Linked DNA regions of Homo sapiens: region 1 is linked to region 2. A link is a loop called in an ENCODE intact Hi-C map of the cell type or tissue named here. Cell type or tissue: A673. All regions are shown on one strand.

Region 1 (2,500 bases), 480 kb before region 2:
TTTAATACAAAATATTTAGCAAAGAGGTTTCAAGAATATATATGTATTCTTGAATATACATATTATTGAATATATATACATATATATAGTTTTTCTGTTCTTATTCTTTAGATTCTGGTTTTCTCTTAGATCTCTTCAGTACTGCAAGGCAAATTATTTCCAAGGCAAAGATGACTGAGAATTTATAAAGTTTTAAACAAATATTTTTGTCAAAAATACCTGTCATTCCTATACCTTGCATATAAACTCTATTTTTATTTTTTTGGTACAAAATTATCTTCTGTTATTTTGTAAGTTCTTGTTTCTTAAAAAATTAGATAATTTCAAAATAACAGGAAAAACAGTTCTAATTCATCAAAACCAATTAAAATAGCAGGTCAATCTGATGTTGTTACCTTTTAGCATTCTTGATTATGTAAACTTTTGGCACCTCATATAAGCAAATATAGCACGCAGGAAAAATTATGAAATAAAATTCATATAGAGAAATAGTAATAAAAGAGGTGACTGTTGCTGTATCATTTATATTTTTCATTAAAATGAACGAGAAATTATTTTGTACTTTTCACTTTCAGAAAAGTAATACTCTTCAATCTTCTGCAAGATATGAATGTGTACGTATTCTAGATAGAAAAACTAGTTCAATCATGACTATTTTTTAGAATAACGTTTCATAATGACACATTTTTCTTAAACTACCGTACTGGTTCTTTTCAATAGCTTCAAATGTCATTTTTAAAGGTTAACTGCAAAGAGCCTGTTGAATCTATTCCAGTTTCAAGTCTTTTATTATTTTTCCATGGATGTTTCAAAGTCTTTGTAATACTGCTGAAGCTGTTCATCTGTGATTGCACTGCTCAGAATTGTGTATGTGTCAACTAATTATCCCAAACAATAGTTAATATGGCAATTGTGAAAGACATTGTAGGACATGATTCTGGGTTTAAAGAAAATATTTATCTGCTTTTAAATATGCTGGTACAGATACTATAACTGTCTTCTTATTTAGGAAAACATTTCCCCGAAAAGGTAGATTTGATTTTTTAATGGTTTGGCCAATATTCTGAGTTTTTTATGTCTAAGACCTATATTCCAATCATTTTATTGTGTGTTGAACAACAAAGCACTTAGCTAATTAGGGAATAGTTTAAAAATTGGGTTAAGTGGGAAGCAAAAATTCTATTTTTATTCACCCAAAGATGAAAAATAAAAAAGCTTAATAGTTTCCCTTCCTTCCTTCCTTCCTTCCTTCCTTCCTTCCTTCCTTCCTTCCTTCCTTCCTCTCTTTCTCTTGCTCTCTCTTTCTTTTTTTCTTTAGTGAGAGTAACTAAAATCTCTCTTGGCGAATTACCAGTATACAATACAGTGTTATTAATTCTAGTCCTCATGTTGCCAATCAGGCCTCTAAATTTATTTAGCCTACGTAACTGCATCTTTAAACCCTTTGACCTATGTCTTTCCATTCCCCTTCCCCTCCCTGCAACCACCATTTTACTGTGTTTCTATATGTTCAATTTTACTATTTTTTTTCAGATTCCACATGTAAATAAAATCATGCAGTATCTTTCTTAATGTGTCTGGCATCTCACCTTTAGCATAATGCCCTTTAGTTTCATTCATTTTGTTGTGAATGCCATGGTCTCCTTTTTTTAAGGTTCAATAGTATTCTAGTGCATGTGTCTGTGTATGTGTGTGTGTATATATATATAACCATATTTTATCCATTCATCTGTTAATGAACGGCTCTGTAGTTTTCCTATCTGGACTATCATTAAAAATGCTGCAATGAATGTGGGAGTGCAGACATCTTTGCAAGGTGGTGATTTCATTTCCTTTAAGTATATATCCAGAAGGAAGATTGCTGGATCATCTGGTAGTTCTACTTTTAATTTATTTGGGAACGCCCAGACTCTTTTCCACAGTGACTGCACAAATCTAAATTCCCACGATCAGTATACAAGGGGTTCTTTTTCTTCATACTCTTACCGAAAATGATTCCTTCTTTTTTTTTAATAAAAGCCATCCTAGAAGGTGTGAGATGATATCTCATATGGTTTTAATTTGTATTTATCTGATAACTGATATTGAACACACCTCTTTATATACCTGTTGGGCATTTTTATGTCATTTTTGAGAAATGTCTGTTCGGGTTCTTTGCCCATTTTATAACCTAGTCATATGGGATTTTGTTTTTTAGTTTTTGTTTTTGCCACTGAGTTGTGTAAGTTTTTTATATATTTTGGATGTTATCCCCTTCTCAGTCTTATGGCTCACTGACATTTTCTCTCAATCTGTAGGCTGCCTTTCCATTTTGTTGATTGTTTCCTTTGCTGTGCAGAAGCTTTAGTTTGATATAGTCTCACTTGTTTATTTTTGCTTTTTTTGCCTGGGCTTTTAGTGTTCTACCCAAGAAATCATTGCCAAATCAGTGTCAGTGAATTTTCCCTTGTATTTTCTTCCAGGAGTTTTATATTTTCAGGTCTTACATTTAGGTCTGTAA
Region 2 (2,500 bases):
ATTAAATCATTTTCATTTTAACATACATATTTTATTTCATGTAAGAGTTTCCTTTTAGTATTAGTAATAAGAGTTACCAGGATCTCATAAAACTTGACTTTCTAAAAAGAAAAGTGAAATAAAATGAATATATAGCACATTGAAACCTATCAGTGACTACCATCAAGCCCACAAACAAATATACTCAGAGTTCACCTTTTGATGTGTCATGGACCCTGTTGAAAATATGAAGAAACCAAGGACACTTCAAAAAATACACATTATCACATATTACCTAACGTTCTGAAGCCTAAGACTCAAGATTAGAAACTCTGTTTTCAATCCATTAATGACTTTTAATCACCATTACTTTTCTCATTCAATACTTGGTGGTGTGTAAAATGCATTGCCCTGGAAAACAAGAAATGTGGATTCTAGTCTTCAATCATCCATTTATCTTCTTGTGACCTTGTGCAGGTCAATCAATTTTATTTATCTTCAGTTATCTCATCCATAAACAAGTTTAAGAATACCTTAATTGACTGAAGACTGGTAACTGGACCAAGTGAGAGAGCTATGTCTTTCTGTATGCAATGTGTCCATTAAAGAACATTACATAAGCAAGATATATTTCGTATTCTGACACTCTCTACAATGAATTCCTAACATTAACTCTCCAAAGGAACATTGCATTTTTACAATTCTCTTTAAGTCTGCAAATATCAAAGTAGAGTGACACTATTTTTCTGTAGAGTTACCAGCATTAGACCTATGGAAAATTGCCTAGGACATCATCCTTCCTACGTTTATTTTTAAAAACAAAAACTATAAAAGTTAGCATTTAGATTGCCCTTTGATCACACTTACCAGCTGACTGGGCACGGTTGGTGGCATCATGATCACTATCTCCCTGTTCACTGTCTCCATGACCACTGTCCTTAGAGCTTACTATGTCGGCTTCCTGGAATGCAGAACTAGAAGTACAAAAATGTGAATATTAGAATAAAAAAGGTGAAGAAACACAGAAAACATTCTTCTGCCACCACATGGTCACAGATGGTGCTGCAGACTCACAGACCTCTTAGTTGGCTTTGTTTCTGCATAAAGCTAGTTTTTATAGCCTAAGCTTAACTATTTAAAAATGATCGATTAACAGTCATTTTGAGCACTTAAGTCATGTAAAGTTTAGGCATTACTCTATAATTGGAGCTAAATACATGTTTATATCATTTTCATAAAATAGATATAAATATACATTTGGAACAGTGAGGAAGACTATCGGAAGCTGTGTAGGAGTGTAAATTGACAAAATATTCAAATATAGTTTAAGCGTTGTATATAAATGAAATATAATGTATAATTTTTAATGTATTGTCTAGGAAACACAATATAGTTCATATTTATGTCCTGCCTTAATTGAAAATATTTTATACATTTCAATTTTAATTTAGAATAATATACCTACTTCCTACTTTTACTAGGTTGTAAATTGTCCATTACTGCTAGGGAAAAAAAGAGTCCATACCTGTTAACTCGGCGAGGTCTGTCAACTAGATAGCTGAGCTCTGCTCGCTGGTGTTTAGTCTAGGAAAAAAATAAATAAATCAAGAGCATTTGAATGCTATGGGTTGAACTAGCAGTCTACTTTTGAGGTTAGGAACTATATCTAGCTTAAGTAATTGTATACATTTTTATGAATTTCCAAGCTCTCCTAAAACCTCATCCTAGTGATTGCTGTGTAAGGGCAGGGGAGATATGCAGGGACACTTAAATCCACATTTTAGTCACTTGTAAAGGTTAAAAAAAAATTGGCTAACTTTAAATGTGTGTGTGTTTTTTAAAGAGAAAATGCAAATGACCTCATGGCTAGAGCTCATATACTATTGTCTCTAACAGAGTCAACCTGTTTATATTCTGCTGTCTTTTCCTTCAGTGGCTTAAAAAAGTGTTTAGGTGCATACTGGTTGACACAAGAAAAACAGCACGCTCAATAAGCAAAAAGTTTGGATATTTCATGGAATTATGTTGTTGTTTATTTTCAAAATGTGCTTAAGATACAAATGAGCTGTACAAATATTCATGAAAGTCAATTAATAATATCTAAGACTCAAATAAAATAACCTGCCAGGAAAGGAGTTCATAATCCTGCCCGCCCCCCACCACCCCCATTCTTTTCCCCTCCAAAGGCCCTCTGCATTCGCCTCCCCACCTCTACCACCCACACACCTTTCCGGTCCAAGCTTTCTTTCACATAAACCAACTTTGTTCTCCCCCCAACCCCCACCCTCCGACTTTGTCACTTCTCCATCCTTTTAAAAAGAAGTCAGAATTGACAAGCCAAATTCTTTTATGAAGAAAGCCAACAGCGTGATTTATCCAAAACAGTGGCAAGAAGGTGATTATTAGCTAAAAAGATATATTTAAGACAACAATTGTTTAAGCCTTTCGTTAGTTTACTCTTAACAGGGGTTTGTGCCAACGCAGCTTCATTCAAATTCACACTGTGTGGGCGCTCGGCTTC

Evidence for each region. Hi-C counts contacts between places; a loop is a spot of excess contacts. Peaks named below come from ENCODE experiments on the same cell type or tissue, not always from the same donor. Only the 100,000 strongest peaks of a DNase experiment are listed, where the experiment ranks them.
Region 1: a loop joins it to region 2, with 5 times the contacts of the local background. A loop is called at or near these places in 2 of 110 quality-filtered maps.

Annotation. Positions count from the first base shown.
Region 1 is chr4:133,636,222-133,638,721 of GRCh38, reverse strand. No RefSeq gene overlaps it. Among named protein-coding and RNA genes, the nearest start is that of PCDH10, 490 kb to the right of the region's middle. In A673, no CTCF peak of the experiment used is centred here; DNase peaks (open chromatin) are centred at 1,361 and 1,851; H3K27ac peaks cover 2,312 bases.
Region 2 is chr4:133,153,370-133,155,869 of GRCh38, reverse strand. PCDH10 (protocadherin 10) reads right to left here. Exons shown (of 5, transcript NM_032961.3): 2 at 1,505-1,563; 3 at 847-953. Among named protein-coding and RNA genes, the nearest start is that of PCDH10, 5.3 kb to the right of the region's middle. In A673, a CTCF peak has its summit at 1,035; a DNase peak (open chromatin) is centred at 1,009; H3K4me3 peaks cover 2,350 bases; H3K27ac peaks cover 32 bases.